Linked DNA regions of Mus musculus: region 1 is linked to region 2. A link is a loop called in an ENCODE intact Hi-C map of the cell type or tissue named here. Cell type or tissue: heart. All regions are shown on one strand. Each heading gives the region's core, and the rest is flanking DNA. Links, peaks and the distances in the headings are about the cores only. Region 1 holds the start of Bloc1s2 (biogenesis of lysosomal organelles complex-1, subunit 2). Region 2 overlaps Scd3 (stearoyl-coenzyme A desaturase 3).

Region 1 (8,000 bases), core at 1-8,000, 98 kb before region 2:
CTCCAGCCTCTATGCACGAGCTGCACAATGCACGCAGGCCCAGTGAGTAAATGGTAAATGACAGTTTTTCCTCTGCAAAAAGCATGTGTGCAAGTAAGCACGGCAGCCATGGAGAGAGAATACTGGCTTAACTGTTTGATAATCACTTAGAAACTTTACAATTTTAAGTAATTATCTAAAAAAAAAAAAAGAAAGAAAAAAATCTACTTAAGGGTGCAAATGTAGCTCACTGGACAAAGCAATCGCTTTGCCTATGCAAAGCCCCGGGTTCAGTGCCCAGCGATTCCATACAAACTGCTCCATTTCCTGAGAAGTCAATCTAGGTCCAGAAGAGGTCCACCAATAAGCTCTTCCTTAGTGATCTTTCTGCGTAGTCTCCATCCCTGCCACCTCACAGGTGGCTCCTCTGCAACGATCAGTCTCAGTTCTGCACTACCACTTGGGTGTTCCAGTAACGGCTACAAACAGCTGAGCCAGAGCTGCGTTTCCCACAGAAACACGGTTCCTCTTGTCAGCTTCCCTATTTTGGTTGTTGGTCCTACCCACACGAACAAGTACCTTAGCCTGCTCAGTACCGGATAAAGTCTACATCTGCATTGTGCTCACGCCCAAACTCTCCATTCTTCTTATCTTCACTCTGCCTCAGATTCCCGATACTTTCTGGACAACTGTTCCTCTTCTCTCTTCCACAGTTGTTCTCGAGGCCATCAAGTCATAATCTCTCTAAAACAAGGGCCACACACTTGGAAGCCAGCAGAGGAATGTGTATGGGTGGAGTAACACAAGTGTTTATATAATAAACACACAAGGAAACCATCATTCCCTCTTCGGAGGAGTGTGCGGAGGAGTGTGCGCCCTCTCAGCCCAGCACTCCCTACTAGTTCTGAGGCACTGGGTCAGACAACTCCATCTCTAAACTACAGCAAATGGAAAAAAAAACAAGAGAACAAGAACAGTGCTAACCAGCAAAGGCCACAAGATCACACTAAAGGACCAGCCAGTGGTGACACAAACCAGATTATCCAGTCTTCTTAAAAGGCTGCAAAACCCTGGTCAAGTAGAGCCCTACTAAGTAAGTTACGATAGACTTCAGAATTTGTGGGGAGAACCCATATATCTGGATTTTTGTTACTTGGTCTCTCTTGCTCAAAAATAAGTGAACGATCAGGCAGAGAAAATCTGCGACTTACAACCCCCCAACTTCTCTACTAAACCTTTCCTCATAGATCCTGGTTCACAAATTGGGCTCACAGAAAAATTTCCTGGGGTGGGGCCTGTGAGAGGGCCCTTGCTACCAAGCCTGAAGATCAGAGCGTGGTCCTCGTGACCTACGTGGTCTAAGAAGAGGACCAACTCTCGAAAGTCGTTCTAAGCCACACACACACACACACACAGAGAGAGAGAGAGAGAGAGAGAGAGAGTAATTTTTTCACAGAGCAGTGAAACAGTATAAGTTCTTATGTCACCCCAGAAGGTCCAGCCTCTGCTTTCTGACTCTGCCTCAGACACAGACACAGATGCAGACGCAGGGACACTGAACTAAAATCTAACCGTGTCCCACGGGTGGGTCAGCAAATCTTCAGACTAACCTTCAGGTTTCATCAAATGCTTGCTTACTCCAGCTCTTTTACTAACTGGACTGTTTCACGTACCCCCCCCCTTCCATTTCCTTCACAACTCTGCTTAAAATATACTTCTCCCCCGGCGGGGCACTTCTGGACTAACAGTGTGGAATTCTTGTTGTTGGCCTTTATGACAAGAGGCCTGCAGATTTGTGTTTCAAAAGTGGTTGGTGTGCTTCCCTGGGGAAAGACAAGGGGGAGAGCGGCTCCTTTCCTCCCATTCAACCATGGACTGACCAGAGGCTGCTAAAGCACCATTCAGATTTCCGTGAAGTCAAATGCAAATACACAGCTGGGATCAGCCAGAAGGGGTTGCGTATCACCTGTCAGTTCCCCAGTCAAATATGTGGCCATTTTGGAGAACATGTCCCGGCAGAGCTCATTGATGTCAGCTTCGGCAGGCTCCTTTGCTTCCTCGGCTGTCTCCACCGCAGCATCATCTGGCAAGGTGTGGGTGGGAGGTGAGGAGTAAACGTCCTATCCCCAGACCTAATCCAGCCAAAGCGGACGGTTCCTAAGTCCCTCCCGACTTGGGCTCCCGCCGCCTTCGTTCTCCTCCTGCCACCATCCCGTCCCTTCTCCTCGCACCCGCCCACCTGAAACGCCAACTCCGTTCCCATGCTCAGGAGCTAGGCTTTCGTCTCAGTGCCCTGACTGCGGTAGACAGGTCCACCGGCTCCTGCATCCGGACCTAGCCTCCCCACCATCAGCCGCCGCATCTCCATCCACACAGGGTAGTACCTCGAGGTGGCTGCTCCTCCCGTCGCGTCGCCGGGACGCCCTCCGCAGCCGCCGCCATGCCCGACCCAAGGCTGCTTCCGGTTCTAAGGGCATCTGCGCGTGCGCCCCGCGGGTGCCCCGCCCCGCCGCTTGCTCACAGCTTCCTTGCTTTGATCGGCTTGCCCAAGTCACACCTCAAATAAGGACCTTTTATCAAAGTCCAAGCATGAAGCTGAAACTGAAGCTAAGGCTATTGCGAATTAGCCCGTTACTGAGATCACAGTACCTGGTTGGCAATGCGTTCGTCCCTGCAGCCACACTCTAGAACGGTCACTTGTGCCAGCCACGGCCTGTCTTGGGTTGTGGACCCATCATAACATGTCAGCTAAAGTTATTGGAGAGAGGTGGCCTCCTCCCCAGACACCAGCACCCTGACATGTTTTGTTCATCAAAGAATTGTTCAGGGATTCGCTTTTACAGGGTGTCTCCCACAAGATTTCGGCCTTGAATCTTCTTTTTTTTTTTTTTTGGTTTTTCGAGACAGGATTTTTCTGTGTAGCCCTGGCTGTCTTGGAACTCACTTTGTAGACCAGGCTGGCCTCAAACTCAGAAATCAGGGATTAAAGGCATGTGCCACCACCGCCCGGCTTTGGCCTTGATTCTTGATGGAATCTCCCTTACCTTTCCCATAGGCCTTGGACTAGTATCAACTCTCTGACTCACATCTCTTGAAGTGCAAGCTAGCCCCTAATGTTTAGTTGAAAGGACCTCTCTTGAAGGAAACTTCCGACGTCACTGACACATAGGTTATCTTGATTATACTTAGTTGTTGCACGCGTCTAGCGGGTTTACGGAATGCTTGGGGGAGGGGGGTGGTGAGAACAGGTGGGGGTGACAGGGATGAATAGAAGGCTCAGTGTGAGGGAATGAGAGTCACTGGAGAGGGGGAAAGAGGTGTGTAAGGGTTTTCAGGATGCAGGCTCCTGAGCATCCAAAATCTTAAGTGTAGAGTTTTTGACTAAGTTTAACTTAGTCTTGGTTATCCTCTAATCTCCTCTCTGAAGACTGATTCTCCCTAGACTGATTCTCCTTCTCTCCACTCCTTTCTATAGGATAATCAAAGTACCCGCCGTTTCAAACATTCCTATGAACCAAGGCTTCTTATTTCAAGATTGCTGGGAGAAGCAACCTCCCTGAGATTGACATGGCCCCCAGTACATTCCAGAGAGTGTACAACAATGTCTTACACTCTTATCCTTCTCTCTTCTCTCAATAGCCCCAGAAGGAAATGCAAAGACGTGGTTTTCTAAAGAATTTTATTGCTAATCACCTTGGAACCTCACATTGTCCTATGACGAAGAGAGCCAGAGACCACCACATATTAGTCCAAAAGATCAATGAATCCTGATAGCCTTTCTGGCTTGATTCCTTCAGGTTTTGTTTGATTCCAGGTTTGAAGTCCCCTCAGTTCCAGCTAGTCGCTGGAACATAAGAACCAGAAGGCAGGCTCCTCCAGAATTCACTGACTTCACCTTTGGAGGGGGTCACTCTTAACTCCTCTGTTGGAATCTCACCACACAAAAATCTTCTTTCCACTACAGCTTCCTTTTCTCTTTTACAGGGAAACCCCATGAGGAAAGAAAGGGAAGGCCTCCTACACACAACCATGCCTGCCAGTGGCAGATATCGTGATGCACACAAAGGGTAAGAGTTACTGGAACGTAGGAAGACATCCATCGCCCACTCTTTGGACTTCTACCTGTTAACTAATCGTGGTTGTCTGAGGTCTTCCGGAGAGTCATTCCCATCTGCTCCTTTTTCTTGTTTGTTGTTGATGTCAATCAACTCTGGCAGAAGTAAGTGCCCAGGAAGAGAGGGGCCTGGTAGGAAATGCTACTTCACAGAGCTGTGCAACTCCATAAAGAAACACCAAGGGACAAGTCTAAGCATGCTGCCCAGCTACACACAAAAACATCGGCTGAAAAGGCCAGATACAGGGGGAACTTCATAGCAGCCATCATGAAACATGCTGCCCTAGAAAGGATGAGGATGGAGATGGAGATGAGGCTTGTGGGGGAGGCATAGAGAGAAGAATTTGCTGTCTGTTGCTTTAGGACCCCTTTTCCATCCTCCTGTCCACCCTGAACTCCCAGGGAGCTGGAGTGACACCTAGGACGGATTATACAGGTTCTCCCAAACAGCTGGTTCCCCCTGTTGGAAGAAAAAGGAATAGCTCATTTGAAGGAGAGTTTATTTTTCTCTGCAACTTATTAACAAAGAACCTAGATTGCTATAGACTGATGTTTGGGTCTCCCCAAAGTTTTTTGCTGACATCCAAATCCCCAATGTGACAGTACTAGGAAGTGAGGCCTTTGGGGGGGTGAGATCGGGAGTGTGGAGTCCTTATAAGGGGAATTAGTGTCCCTCTTTCCTCCCACCACATGAGAACACTTAAGTTGAATAGTCCATGAAGCAAGAAGTTGACTTTCACTAGATCCTAAATCTGCTAGTCACTTGATCTTGGGCCTCCCAGTCTCCCAAACTGAAAAATATACTTCGGTAGTTTATAAGCAGTCTATTCTTTCATAGTTTCATAGTTGGTTATAACAACTCAAAGACCCTCCTAAAAGGTCAAGGTAATCTATAGGCTGACAGCAACTTCTGGACCTGTCCTCCACCCACCTCCACAGAGAAGTGACCACTGTGAGTATTACTTCCCTCGTCTTTCTAGAATGCCCCTCACTCCTAACTGTCTAGAAAATAAGATGGATTCCAGCAGTAAAGAACTCAGCGGACCCAACTGGAGGGCACTCACCATTCCTGGGGAGGGAGCCAGCTCCCCTTTCCTCTCCAGCATCTTCAGCTTTGAGCCTACAGCATCAATCTGGGACACAACTCCTTCCAGAACACACTGCAGCTGCAGAACTCTCCTTGTGAGCCTGAGTAGGATTTGAGAGAGACCAAGGAAGCTGAAATGGTGTCTGGGTGTGCACAGGAGTATTGTATTAGAGACAGTACTGTGGTGTTTGTCTAGATGGGAGGGAGGAAGGCAAGGCTCAAGCTTACAGGGAGGAGGGAGGGTCGCAGGGGACCAGAAACTCCCACTGGACCAGCAAAGGGAATTGGGAATTGTGGAGAGAGTCTCAAAAGATGCCACAGCCAGCCATCCCTAGGCCCTGGCCTCCACATACATGTCGAATTCTTCTCCAGAAACCCAGCTTTGTCCTCTGGCAGCCTCCGCGCCCAATTCGCCTGGGGGGCTGTGTCCAACAGACCGGCCTAGGTTCTCAATCTCAGCATTGAGGGTCACCTGCTCAGGAAATCGGATGTTAGCGGGAAGATGCTGAGTCTGGACAGTCACCTTCTTTTGATCCAGCCTCTACTGTGAATTACAATCCCAGTCTTAGCCTTCTGGTCTCTGTTCGTCCTCCCTATGTCTAGTGATACTGCCCTTGAATTTTCTGACCTCCACTTAATAAGGATGGAGCAGGCACAGTAGTCAATTTCGAAATTCCAAGAAAACAATTTCTCATGGAGGATCATCAAGGATTATTTTTTAAAGACTTATTTATTTTATTATATGTGAGTACACTGTAGCTGTCTTAAGACACTCCAGAAGAGGGCGTCAGATCTTGTTACAGATGGTTGCGAGCCACCATGTGGTTGCTGGGATTTGAACTCAGGACCTTCGGAAGAGCAGTCGGTGCTCTTAACCACTGAGCCATCTCACCAGCCCTCATCAAGGATTACAATCTTGCAAAAGCAATGGTTCTGAACGTTGGCTGTATGCTGGAATCATCTAGGAAATTTTAGAACGTTCTAATGTTATAATTAGCCCTACCACGCAGGGCATTCTGATGTGATTGATCTAGGACATGGGGACAGAGAGTGGGGGTGTCTAAAGGCTCTCCTGGATATTTAATGCGTAGCAGTTTGAGAACCATTATTCTAGAGAGTTCTTTCTCACTCATTTGTGGGAGGACATTCAGCTTGGATTTGGCTTAGATGTGGTGGGGAGGGAGGACAAGTAAGGGATGTGTATATACTTCTTGCCCACCAAACGGTCCTGCTCACCCTCTCCTCTTCCAGTCCCTGCCGCATCTGTTCCTGCTCCTCCTCATCCAGTATGTGGTCCCCATCCTGATCAAACCTGGTGAAGGCAGCGGTGATCTCGTGCTCCTCGTGCCCCAGTCTAAGAAGAACAAGGGGTTGAAGCAACTGTAACCACTCAAACCACTCCCAGCCCCTTCACCAGACTCTTGTCTTGATCTCTGAGTATTGCTCTCTAAAAAAAGAAGACCATATAGAAAAGCCAGGATCTTTGGGGTCTTCTGATTCTACCTGCAACAAGTTCTTTCGTTTCTCCTTCAAGTTCTGACTCTTACTGGCTATGTTAGAACTTCAGGATCTTATACAGAGATTATTCCATTTCTTTGCCCCTGAATAACCAGATGCCACCACCACAGCTCCAGGTTTCCTTTTCACTCCCTGCTCCTGAAATTCATCCTCCATAAAGAGAATAATCAATATTTTGAATTAATGAGACCTGAGAAGGGTGGAAGATGTCTATGATTCTTAGGTATTTGAGGAGCTGAGGGTAGAGGAAGAATCAAATCAAGTTCAAGGTGAACCTCGGTACTAAAGTGAGACCCGGCTCAAAACTAATAAAAGTACACATCTAAGATTCCCTGCTTTGGGCTGGTGAGATGGCTCAGCAGGTAAGAGCACCCGACTGCTCTTTCAAAGGTCCAGAGTTCAAATCCCAGCAACCACATGGTGGCTCACAACCATCCGTTACGAGATCTGACTCCCTCTTCTGGAGTGTCTGAAGACAACTACAGTATACTTACATATAATAAATAATAAATCTTTAAAAAAAAAAGATTCCCTGCTTTAAAGCCCAACTAAGCATCCTATTCCTTGGATCCAGTGGTGATGTTCAAGGCCTTTCCTAGCATGGACCTCGACCCTCAATCCCTCCTATACCTCACCATTCACTTGATAGCTTAACAATGCTCAACTATGCCGGGCGTGGTGGTGTACGCCTTTAATCCCAGCACTTGAGAGGCAGAGGCAGGTGGATTTCTGAGTTCGAGGCCAGCTGGTCTACAGAGTGAGTGCCAGGACAGCCAAGGCTACACAGAGAAACCCTGTCTCAAAAAACAAACAAACAAAAACAATGCTCAACTATTACACTGGCCTTCCTCTCTTGTCCACATGTAAGCTAGTCATTCTCTAAGCCCCTTTCCAGTCAACAGCTCTTCCTGGAAGCCTTCCTATACTCTTACAAAGGGCTGATAACTCTCCTTGGTCCATGCCTCCCTCTCTTCAACTCACTTCTGTTCTTGAACTTAGTCTTTGTCTTGGCTTATTTGCATACATACCTTTGGGCTCCTAGGACAAAAGATTATTAATTATGTCACTCCCTACTCATGCCTGGTCCACAGATGGTCCTCATAATATATTTACCCAATATTTTGGGTTGGAGGATATATAATAATAGGATTATTATATTGTTTGTAAGAGTCGTTGAACAAAGCCCAGAATTTGTATAGACTATGATCAGAGATCTGTAAAACAAGGTCATAATTCCTAAGTCAAGAACGCAGGTCCATAGACCAAGGCTGACCAGCAAATTTGAGGATCACAAACTTTTAG
Region 2 (12,302 bases), core at 2,235-10,234:
TTTTAAGATTTATTTATTTATTATATGTAAGTACACTGTAGCTGTCCTCACATACTCCAGAAGAGGGCATCAGATTTCATTATGGATGGTTGTGAGCCACCATGTGGTTGCTGGGATTTGAACTGGAGACCTTTGGAAGAGCAGTCGGCGCTCTTAACCACTGAGCCATATCACCAGCCCTTGTCTAGCTCTTTTATCTTTACCTTAGAAATACAGTCTTTCTAATTTGTCCTGGCGAGACTTGAACTTTCTTGTCCTCCTGGTTCAGCCTCCATGGAGCTGGGATTACAGGCAGTGCCACTTAAAAATGTTATAAATCCAGACTTCAGAGTTTGCCTGTCTTGTTATAACTCAAGAGGGGAGGTGCGAGACAGGGTTTCTCTGTTTCTCCCTGGCTGTCCTGGAACTCACTCTGTAAACCAGGCTGGCTTCAAATTTGACTGCCTCTGCCTCCCAAGTGCTGGGATTAAAGGCATGCACCACTAATGTCCAGCAATTTTTATTCTTCTTGAAGTGACAGTTTATATTTCTTGCAATATATTGATCTAAATATTCAGTGTTACAAATATAGCACATTTTCATCTAAATAAATTAGAAATTTCAGAAAAATGTTTTGAGTATCGCATTACACAAGGAATATTTATGTGTGTGTGTTGTGTGACTGTGTGTGTGAATGTGTGTATGAATGTGTGTGTGTGTTTATTAGTCAGGGTTCTCTAGAATAAAAGAACTTAGAAAATGAATAAATATATGTTATATGTACATAATATATAATATATGTTAGAATGACTTAGAAGCTGTGGTTCAGCTACTCTGACAATGACTGCCTATGAACAGAAAGGCCAAGAACCCAATAGTTGATTAGTCTAGAGGCTGGAGGTCTCATCTGCTGTTCCTGCTAGCTGGAATCCTGAAGTAAGCCAGTGACGAGAGAAACTTGCTAGGGAGGGTGAGGACTCGCAGGCAGAGTGAGGAGTTTCCTTCTTCTATGTCTTCTCTAGACTTCCAGCAAAGGTGTGGCCCACGCTAGAGAGGGGTGTGTCTTCCCACCTCAAAGATCTGGACCAGTAGTGGTTCTTCCATTGTCAAATGATTTACTTAGGCAAAAATTCCCTTGCTGGTGTGTTCAGTCATTTCAGACTTTCACTTAATTCCAGATATTCTCAATTTGACAACCAAGAATAGCCATCACAAATGGGGCTTGGTGGTACATGTCTTTAATCTCAGCACAGGGAGGCAGACAGACGAATCAAGGCCAGCCTGGTCTACAGATCGAGTTCCAGGACAACCAGAGCTACACAGAGAAAAGTTGTCATGAGACCGTTCACCTCCACACACACTACATACATACATACATACATACATACATAAAAATAAGAATAGCCACCCCAGTGTGTGTATCTGCATGGCTACGCAGCTGTGTGGCTGATATGAGGAGAATGGTACATGCTACAGTGCCTGTGTGGTGATCAGAGAACAATTTTTCAGACTTGCACTGTTATGTGAGCTCTTTGTATCCAACCTGAGCTGCCAGGCTGACTCCAACAGTTTTTATATCTTGCAATATGTTTGTGTAAAATATTGAATTAAATGTTCAGGTTTGTTTACAAGTAACTGTAACTCAAAAAAAATCATAAATTTCAGAAAAAAATCAATAGCTGATGAAACAAGAAATCTTTATTATAGGGGTCCTATTTGATGGACACTCCCCTGCACCACCCTCCTGCATCAAAGCTCTGAGAAGCAGCAGCAACAGAAGCCACTATGAGCCCTAATGGCTGGATGAAGTCCCACCTTGGCTAGGCCCCTGACTGCTCTCCTTGCTTCTGTTGCAGGCGAGGGCTTCCACAACTACCACCATGCCTTCCCCTACGACTACTCTGCCAGTGAGTACCGCTGGCACATCAACTTCACCACGTTCTTCATCGACTGCATGGCTGCACTGGGCCTGGCTTACGACCGGAAGAGAGTGTCCAAGGCCACTGTCTTAGCCAGGATTAAGAGAACTGGAGACGGGAGTCACAAGAGTGGCTGAATTTGGAGTCAGTCTATTCCAAAAGCCAGCTGGATAGGGGTTTAATAATGTTTTTTCAAATACCGAAAAGAAGCACCCATGTTGTATAGTGTCCTACTTCAAGACAATATTCTTGTAAAATATTCAAATATTAAAAGACCAAAACTTTCTTTTATGATGCTAAGCAGAAATTCTCCTGTTCTTAGTCTTGTATCCGAGGGACCTTCTTATTGCTTAACCCTTCTTATTACTTTACTGTCTTTTCAGGAGAGCTGCAGGTGAGCAACAGGTTGGAATAGACCTTTGAAAACGCGGCAAATGTTTTAAATTAAAGAACCCCACCAAGAGCACTCTTTCCTTGATCTCTCTTGAGCTTCAGGGTAGGTGTCTCAAGCCAAATCCAACCAGCTCTTCCTGGATGTTCTCTGTTAATTCCCATCAGGCCACAGGAAAGACAACACACACACACACACACACACACACACACACACACACTACATACACACCCACCACCAAAAAAACAACCAAAAACCCTAAACTTTCCTTGGCACTGAGCTGGTGTTGCATTAAGACATCATGGAGGAGCGCTACCATGCCAGGGAGGACCCTGAAGCAGAGATGGTGTTGTAAGGAATGAGTTCTAAAAATGTTCTTTCTGGGGCTGGAGAGATGGCTCAGTGGTTAAGAGCACCGACTGCTCTTCCAGAGGTCCGGAGTTCAATTCCCAGCAACCACATGGTGGCTCATAACCATCTGTAATGGGATCTGATGAACTCTTCTGGTGTGGCCGCTGTGTACGCATATACATAAAATAAATCTTTAAAAAAATAAAAATGTTCTTTCTGTGATCAGACCCAGCTGCTTCCCAAGCAGACATGGAGCCCGGCACACAGCACACGCCACACGGCAGCCTTCCTTTCTGTCTTGAGCCTCAGAGCTTGGTAATGAAACTCTTCCCACTTCAAGGCAGAGATGGAGAGGCTGGGGGATAGATAGCATTGGTAGGCAGATTGTGAGAGATAACTTTCTCAGAAACAGCTGTTTGGGTTGAAGATTTCCTTGATGTCCTTCTGAAACAGTTTCAAAGCTGGGTTCCTTTCTTAGTCCAGTTTGTTCCTTGGGTTAATAGGAGTCAGGGATTCCTGCATAGCGTCCTGATGCCTATTGCCCAGTTCCTTCCTATTAAGTGTGAGGTTTATGACTATCTTAGGTCAGTGAATCTCCGTTGCATACGACTGGTTTAACGAAACAGCTGAAAGATGCAACACGGGTTGGTTAGTTTTCATCAATTAGTTTTCATCTTCCTCAGCTGTGGACGCTGTATTCAACAAGCAAGTGGTCCGGCAATGTGCCCACCAGCATGAGAGAAGCAAGTCTGGTAGGAGGGTAACCCACTGACTCATGAGTCAATGCGAGACCCACTGTAATTCCAATAGACCTCGGAGTGATGGGGGCACAGGAAGGAGAACCTCCTAGATGCTTCCTGGCTAGCCACCTAGGAGTAGCCGGGCAAGAGAGACCCTGCCTCAAAAACAAGGTAAAAGAACTCACTCCCAAAAGTTGTCCTGTGGCCTGCACATGTGTACCCCTTGTGTATATGTACCCCATATACACCACACACACACACACACACACACACACACACATTGCTACTAATTTTTAAAAACGCTACAGCTGTGGAGTTCCAAGGCTTTACTGGGGAAGCTATTACTGTTGTTTCCTATATGTAATATATCCATCGAATTGCTTTCTGAACAACTAGTTTTGCCCATAGATTAGTGTTGCAAGATATTTGATCACACCGTGAACCCTGAGATTGTGTAATTTACTGGGGGGGGGGGGGGGACTGCTTCTAATCGTGGTGTGGCTCGGCCCTAGCACTCATCTTTAATCCAAAAAGCTTTCTGTAAACAGCTTTAAATAAAGTCAACCATAGGTCAAGAGGCAGAGCAAGCAACCAGTTGACAGGGACTGAACATAGGAGAAAAAAAAAAGAGAGAGGGAGAGGGAGCCAGGAGGACGGATGGAGAGACGCATTAGAAGTAGAAGGGAGGGACATTCAGTTTGAGGGGGTTTTGAGAGGGTGTGGAAGAGAACTTGCTCTTTTGGGATGTTGGCTATGGAGGAAGGTCAGCTGGGTGCTTTCTCTGCCTCTCTGAGCTAGCAGACTTTCACCCCAGCATCTGGCTCCAGAGTCTTTATTGGTAAAATCGAACATTTGAGATTTTGTTAAAAGTGACACTACATGCGGCTTTGGTTGTTGGCTCTTTTACAATGGCCAGCAGTAAATTCGGAGCCTCACAGTTCCTCTGACACTGAAACTGTGTGACTGTGACAGGCGCGGCCCTGTATGCGACACCCACATCAAGTTTCCCAAAGCCGGGGTTCTCGGGGAAGAAGATAGAACAACATTAGAGCCTGAGGGAAAGGCTAGGGTGGACGAGATCACTGACTTCCAGGCCTTTCACCGTTGCACTCTTGAAGTTACAGCAGCTCTGATTACCTGCAAAAGATCTATCCAGGATTGTGTCTGTCACCACTGGACATGCCTAGGAGAGGGACTCATGTCCCCTTCCCTGGGGATATATGATCAATCTCTTCTTTCTCTCTCTCTCTCTCTCTCTCTGTGTGTGTATGAGAGAGAGATCTCATGATCACGTAAGCAATTCTAATGAAATTTGTTGACTATATAAAAAATAAAAATGAAATTAAAAGACATGAAATTAGAAGGGGGCTGGAGAGACAGCTCCATGGTTAAGAACACTGCTGCTCTTCCAAAGGAAGAGAGGGGGGAGAGAAAAGGGACCGAGAAAGAACAAGAGTGGAACAAGAGAGGATATCAGAGACCATGGGAAGACTCAGAAAGTCTGCCATGAGTGTCTCGGCAATAGCTACCTATATAGACGCACCAGTGGCTTTTTACGTTATATTCCTCAAAGGACATAATTTACAGCAGAGTTTGAAGACCAGGTAAGGCCTACATTTTTTAACGTGGTTTAAAAATTGAAATCCCGTGAGCTGGTTTATTTTCCTTCTCTTAAGAGAATCTTCTTTTGTAAATGAAACGGTAAGGTGGTTTTAAGAGGCTGTTTTGGTTTAGGGATGAGACTGGAGTTCCAAGCCACAAGGTTACACACATTCCAGCCTTAGGGAGGCATATTGGTGGTTTTTCAACATTGTTGTTTGAAATGTCTTCTGGACAACACAACATCTCTACAGATAATTCTGTTTATTAGTTGTGCTGAAGGTTCTTGAGAAAGGCAAACCAGATCCCAGAATCATTCTCTTCTGTGTTCCCATGATGTGACGGGCTCTGTTCTACCATGCCTTCCCTGCCGTGACCCTCCATCTCTGAAACTGTAAGCCCAGATTAATCCTTCCTCCTTGAGCTATTTCTGACAGTTACTTGGTCACATCAGTGCAAAAGTACTTACTACAGAATCTTTTGTTTGGTTGATTGTTTGAGACAGGGTCTCACTATGTATCCAAGGCTGGCCTTGAACTTGCAGAGATCCACTGCCTGTATTTCCCCAGTGCTTGGATTTATTAGATTATCTTAAACATTAAACCACAGCTGAGTTTTAATGGTCTACCCTATTACATTCTCAGCTCAAGGGCTGCTGGGAAGTCTCCCTGTGGCGAAATGGTCGGTGTGCAATGAAGTGAACAGGTCTCGAGTGTGCTTTGGTTCTGTCTTTACTACAAAACATGGTAAATGTCACAGTGAGTGTGAGTCCAATTTTTGTGACTATATTAACTTCCTATGATGCAGGCAAAGACTTATTTTGCTCAGTGAATTTGGAGCAAGGGACTCCGATAATGATCACAAGGTCCGAGAAATGGAGAGTGTGCCTTGGAGTTGCTGGAGACAAAAAGAACGTTCTTCTTGGGACAGACAGTCAGGTTGTTCCACCTCATTCCCCTCCCTAGGCTTCTCTATCTGAGCTATAAAGGAGTAGGAGGGCTGTGCTGACTCCTGGTAGGTCTGGGCCCACGTGAGGACCTGCTCATCAACCCAACGAGGTTCTAATTCTGGGTCATTCCTCATAGGAATCAGTAATATTTCTGGTCAGAAAAAGGAAAGTGGTTTCTTTTAAAATGCCAGCAGAGGGCGCAAGAATGCTCGTAGGTCTTATGAACTCTTAGAGAATTCTAGATGACCTAGAACACACACACACCGCCTCCTTTTACTCTTGATATAGCCATTTTAAATGATGTGGACTTTCACAAACCAAAATTAGCCATTTTGATGTGGACAATGATACAGATCAGAATCACAGCCCCACACACTCCTGGTGTGCTTGAGTTTTCCAACAATCTGCTGGTCTTGATTCCCCCGAGGGTTCGGTCAGTGCCCTGATGATATGCAGGTCAGAAACCGCCCTACTGGGATCCTAGCAATTCTATCCTGCTGAGTTTCTCTCCCCATTCCCATGAAGACACTGGTATAAGCTACGGTAACTGTAAATCACTTACTTTTCTTCTAAAGTAAAACCGATAAAAAAAAAGGGGGGGGGAGTGAACAGCGCTATGGTATTAGTACACTCACAGTGTTGTAGAGCTGACACACCTACTTTCAAAACATGCCCTCTCTCCAAAGAGACACTACACCACCTGACCACTGGCCCCTCTCCTCACTCACCTTCCAAGCCCGCTCCCCACCGTTGGCAACAGCACGCTCCTTTTTCTCTGGACTTACTGCGCACTTCACAGGGACAGAATCATACAATCTGTGAGTGCCACATCTGGCTCTCCTCTTGAAGCGTGTTTTGTACAGCTGTTGACAGCGGAGCACCAATCAGCACTGAAATTCTTTTATTTATTTTTTTTCTTATTAGCACCCCATTGTGTGTGAACAATGCTCTTTATCCGCTTCCTCAGAGTTGCCACATTAGCTAGCTGCCCTGACATTCATCTGCCTCTCCCTCCTATCCCATGATAAGAGCCCGTGATAAGAGCCCATGATAAGAGCCCGTGATAAGAGCATAACTGGCCTTTCTTGGGTTCTGGAGATTTGGAACCAGGCCCTCAAGCCCCAAGGACTTTATCCACTGAGCCAGCTCTCCAGCGAGCACAGCCTGTCTTTTTTTTTTTTTTTTCCTCAATCTTTTTTTTATTAGATATTTTCTTTATTTACATTTCAAATATTATCCCCTTCTCTAGTTTCCCCTCCGAAAATCCCCTCTCCCCTCCCCCCTTTCCCACAACCCACCCACTCCTGCTCTTCCTGGCCCTGGCATTCCCCTATACTGGGGCATAGAACCTTCACAGGACCAGGACAGCCTGTCTTTTTATCCCGGGGAACAGTCTCCTTCCTCCAGTTAACCCGGTTCACAGTTGCATTTGCATATGTTTGCCTCTGCCCATTCTACAGATTTTAAGATGTACAGCCACTCCTGGGAAGGAGTGGAGATCCCCGTACTTTTGGCCAAACTGTAAATAGATCCATTTTCTTTTTCCAATGTCTATTTCCTAATTCCTTGGAGAAACAGGTATATCCGTTTCTCCCCTCCTCCCGACTATTAATAAAACACCTGACCAGACAATGAAGGAAGCTTTCCTTTTGGCTCGCATAGAAAGCTATGGCAGGGAGGCGCTCCAGCTCTGTCAGCAGGAGCATGAGGTGATAGCGTATCTGAAGTCTGGAAGCGCCAGCGTTCAGCAGCCTGCGACCTCCTCTTGCCTTTTCTTAATCTAGTCCAGATCCCGGCCTGTGTCAAGATGCCACCCACATTCAGGGTGGCTCTCGCCCTTCTCAGTTGGCCCATTCTGACACACTCAAAAAGGTGTATCTCCCTGGTGGTTCTCAATCCTGACAATTAAAATTAATCATAATGAGGAAAGTGAGGTGGTAATTTTATGGCCCTGTGCAACTGGCGACACTGCTAGGTGCATTGTCGCACCATTACTGATTTGGGTGTGTAGCAGGAGCGCATCGGAGTGATCTTGCGATAAATTCTTCAACCTTTCATGGGGACGCCAACTTTTTTCCCACAGCGGCTGAACCACTTTCCACCCCCACCATCAGTGTTTAAGCGCACTCTTGACGTTGCCTCTTTGCATTGTCAAAACTGTCCCAGGACCGGTCTCTAGACTCCTTACCCACCGAGGTACAGGCTGGGAGAAGCCGCCTAGCCTTTTCTCGTTTAAGGATGTTTACAAGAGATCACTCCAGAGTCACTAAGGCACATTCGCCACATCTGCTCGAGGATCTATAAACTTTTTTTTTCCTAGAGACTTCCACTCGGCCTCACACAGAACCCCACTTACAAAGCTGGGACCTGAGGCAGAAGGAAGCAGCTGTGCGCAAAGGCTTCAGTCTCTCTGCTATTCCGATGCTCGCTCGTTGCACTCAGCCCCGCCTCCGCTCCCACGCCCTGTCTCTGCTTAGGCAAGCCTGGCGGGCGGGAGCCTAGAGTCGGAGGAGACAAAGGGAAAGGCGTGGCGTCCCTGCCGGGGTTACTCTCGGTCAGCACCCGCCCACAGGGTCACTCCCGTTCACTCGGCCCACAGCGCCTGACCCCGCGCAGCCAATCAGCGACCGCGCTGCGGCTCTGCAGGAGCCCGATCCAATCAGAAGGCGCCGCCCGTGCAGCCCACACCTTGAAGTTGCCATCCTAGATGAGGCTAGGTAGAGCCACTTAAGTATACAGTTTTTTTTTTCTCTGTCCTTGGGACAGAAATGCTGAGCAGTGGGCTACGTGCGGCCAGCCCTGTCATGGGACATATAGGGCAATAGGGTTGGGCCTCAAGAGCTGAGTGTCAGCCTTACGTGTCTGCTCTGAACTACTTCTACCACAAACTGGCTAGTGTGGCTATGACCAAGTTATTTGATAGCTCCACTGGACACTTGACTTTTATTTAAAACAGAAGTACGGAGTAGCCGCCTCAGAGGGCGGGGCCTCCACAAAATGAATCTCACAGGGATCTTTCAATATCTCCTCTCCTTATTCCATAGCCAACTCCTTCAGCCTGCGGCTGGGTACAAGCACCTGTCTGCTCCCTGCCTCTTTTACTCAAACAAAACAAAACCACTTCAAAATTTTACCCAGGGCTTCACGCCTCTCTCAAAAGTCCCGGTATGTTCTGAAGGCATAGACACAAATGAAGCCAAATGCCTACTGATTCCCAGCGGAGTTCTTACCCGACAGAGCCTACCCATTGACTAAGTATGGGGTGTGCATGCACCTACGTCAGAGTGTGTATGGTGTGTGTGTGTGTGTGTGTGTGTGTGTATAATGCTTCAGGGTGGATAGCATTCAGAGTGGGTGGGAAGGTCAGTGCCATCATTTTCCCCGAGCTGGGGACTTTCCCCTACGGATGAGGGCGACAGCTGAGCCCTTGGTTCAAAACTCATTCCCCCCTCGAGTTCCGGGGAGAATAGGTAGGCAGGATGCAGTTGTGAGTGGTCACTGCCTCCATGGCTTTCTCAGTCTCTCCTGCTTTAATTTCCCCATTGCCCATGTGCCAGGGTCTCCCCAGCTAGAATTCACCCGAATTGCTGAACTAGATACTGTTTTCCAGAATGAAGTCTTAAGTGTCCCCACGTCCACAGGAGAGGCCCAGTGGCCAGTGGAGGAGAAGACACGAGGAGGGGGGGGGGCAGGGAGGGAAGAGATGGCATAGGGGACAGCAGACAGAGCTGAGCCAGGGACAATGGTTGGATAAAGTAACATCGAATAGTCTTTGACCAGTGACTGAGGAAAGCAGAATTGATGTGCGCGCACACACACACTTGAGTGCCTGGTGCCCTCAGAGGCCAAATGAAGGTATAAAGTGCCCTGGACTGGAGTTACAAACAATTGTGAACCACCATGCAGGTACTGGGACTCGAACCTAAGACCTCTGGAAGAGCAGGGAATGCTCTTAATCATTGAGCCATCTCTTCATCTCCACGTACCATTTTCTCACGGGGAAAAAGATGTGGACAGGATTTAGGCCCGTGTTATATTAGGATCACCTGGGATGCTCTCAGCAGCACAAGGCTCTGACTTGGCAGATGGCTTTTTTGTCTCCCCCTCTCCCCCTTCTTCCACTCTCTCTGCCTGGAGCTACCTAGGCCAGCTACCTCTGCACACCTCGCCCCCTTTGGCAGAAGATGAAGGTGTATGAGGAAATGAAAGACTCAGCCATCTAGCACCTTTAAATCCATAGCTCTGAGCAACAGCCCACATGGTAAGGCTGAGCCTGGAGAGCCACTATATAGAAATGTAAGACACAGGACAGGGTTCGGGGGACAGCACTTGACCTGTTTCACAGCTCCACACTCTGAAGCAGAAATCCAGCTTCGGTCCTGGAAGTCCCGAATTCTACTCCGTGGCCTCAGCTCTGGTAAGTTCTGGGCATCTGAGAGCCAGCATTCTTGTGAAAGGAAATAGGAGGTTTCTAAGCAATGACTCCTGTCAGTGGGTGTAGGCTTATTTATTTATTTACTCACTTACTTATTTGTTTTTTTGTTTTTTCGAGACAGGGTTTCTCTGTATAGCCTTGGCTGTCCTGGAACTCACTCTGTAGACCAGGACACCCACCTCGAACTCAGAAATCCGCCTGCCTCTGCCTCCCAAGTGCTGGGATTAAAGGCGTGCGCCACCACACCCAGCTAGGGTGTAGGCTTTAACATCATGCGACCCACTAATGTACTAGTGGCTGAAGTGATCTCAAACTTCTGCAAAGATTTGGCATGCTGCTTAGTCGAGCTCCCTATGAGCCAAGCCACCGAAAGTCAGATAAACCAATGGTCATGGGAATATTTGAGTTTGACAGGGCAGATCAATATTTGATTCTGAAATGAACTATACAGCAATATCTTGTGAAGTAAAAAAGGTAGGACATGGCAAAGAAAATGGACCAGAGGTGAGCACGCCATTGTGGGGTGGAGTTTTGTGCTGGTAGTTTTGAGACCAGCTCTCCACAGCACAAAATTGGAACTTTTTGTCTTGTAGTATAATTAGAATGTCTCTGGTTGAGCATGGATAAATAGTGTGTATGGCCCACATGTCAGGCAGGAGTGACCTCCCACCTCCAGCTTACAGGGCTTCAGGACCCCATCAGTCCTTAGTGACTGACTGGGACAGTATTTAAATGGACGCGCTGGGACATATTTGGGACCCATAAGAAGAAAGCAAAGATGAGGGAGGCACTATCCAATGAGGAATGCTCTGAGGCATAATTTTACTCTCCATAGCCAACTCATGTTTAAAATAATACAACTTAGAGAGTTTTTGTTTAAAAAATTGGAAAGGATAAAAATATATAATTTTTTTCTTGTGCTGAAGAGATGATCAGCCATTAAAGGCTAAACTCACAACCAAAACTATAGGAGTTGTGTTTCCAGCACCCACAGCTGTCTCTTTAGCCATGGTGTGTGTGTGTGCGCGTGCGCTTTCTTATTTGCATTTACCTAATTACTTCATTGTTAACATTTTTTTTAAGATTTATTATATGTAAGTACACTGTAGCTGTCTTCAGACACTCCAGAAGAGGGCATCAGAGTTCGTTATGGATGATTGTGAGCCACCATGTGGTTGCTGGGATTTGAACTCGGGACCTTTGGAAGAGCAGTCAGTGCTCTTAACCACTGAGCCATCTCGCCAGCCCCATTGTTAACATTTTTAAAAACTTGTTTCTGGAAAGGAAGGCTACCCATCTTCCAAGTTGGGTTTTATTGTTGTTCTTGTGTCTTGTTTTGAGGAGTGGGTAGGAGGGGGGTAGGATGGAGCAGGACAAGGTAGAAGGTAGGAGGAGGTAGGATGGGGTAGGAGGGGGTAAGAGGAGGTAGGAGGGATAGGAGAAGGTAGGTGGGGTAGGAGGGGAGGAAGAAGGGGTAGGAAGGGGAGGAGGGGAGGAAGAAGGGGTAGGAGGGATAGGAGGAGGTAGGTGAGGTAGGAGGGGAGGAAGAAAGGGTAGAAGGGGGTAGAAAGGGATAGGAGGAGGTAGGAGTGGGTAAGAGGGATAGGAGGAGGTAGGTGGGGGTAGGAGGGGAGAAAGAAGGGGTAGGAGGGGGTAGGAGGAGGTAGGAGGGATAGGAGGAGGTAGGTGGGGGTAGGAGGGGAGGAAGAAGGGGTAGGAGGGGGTAGGGGGTAGGAGGGGGTATCATTGCAACCATGTCTGACCCTGTAGCTCAGATTGCTCAGACGCTGGCTGATAGGACATCCTGGCTGCTAACTCGAGATCATCCTGCCTCTGGACTGCATAGCGCAGAGAACAGATGTAAACCCAACACCTCCGTGCTTGTGACAGGTCTAGAAACTATCAAAAACAGTGGTGTTTACCTGAAATCCCAGTGCTC

What was found. Hi-C counts contacts between places; a loop is a spot of excess contacts. Peaks named below come from ENCODE experiments on the same cell type or tissue, not always from the same donor. Only the 100,000 strongest peaks of a DNase experiment are listed, where the experiment ranks them.
Region 1: a loop joins it to region 2, with 2.4 times the contacts of the local background. A loop is called at or near these places in 2 of 42 quality-filtered maps.

What each region holds. Positions count from the first base shown.
Region 1 is chr19:44,143,996-44,151,995 of GRCm38, forward strand. It overlaps Bloc1s2 (biogenesis of lysosomal organelles complex-1, subunit 2), which reads right to left and starts at 2,451. Exons shown (of 5, transcript NM_028607.1): 1 at 2,364-2,451; 2 at 1,946-2,062. The coding sequence starts at 2,421. It overlaps Pkd2l1 (polycystic kidney disease 2-like 1), which reads right to left. Exons shown (of 15, transcript NM_181422.3): 12 at 6,417-6,534; 13 at 5,534-5,652; 14 at 5,158-5,281; 15 at 3,642-4,553. The coding sequence ends at 4,512. In heart, for the core only: a CTCF peak has its summit at 4,556 (motif pointing left); a DNase peak (open chromatin) is centred at 2,456; H3K4me3 peaks cover 1,448 bases; H3K27ac peaks cover 1,098 bases; H3K27me3 peaks cover 2,221 bases.
Region 2 is chr19:44,239,825-44,252,126 of GRCm38, forward strand. It overlaps Scd3 (stearoyl-coenzyme A desaturase 3), which reads left to right. Exons shown (of 6, transcript NM_024450.2): 6 at 1,836-4,192. The coding sequence ends at 2,035. It also overlaps a transcript of Pkd2l1 not described here. Among named protein-coding and RNA genes, the nearest start is that of Gm35183, 26 kb to the right of the region's middle. In heart, for the core only: a CTCF peak has its summit at 6,110 (motif pointing right); DNase peaks (open chromatin) are centred at 7,737 and 8,477; H3K4me3 peaks cover 2,997 bases; H3K27ac peaks cover 2,915 bases; H3K27me3 peaks cover 380 bases.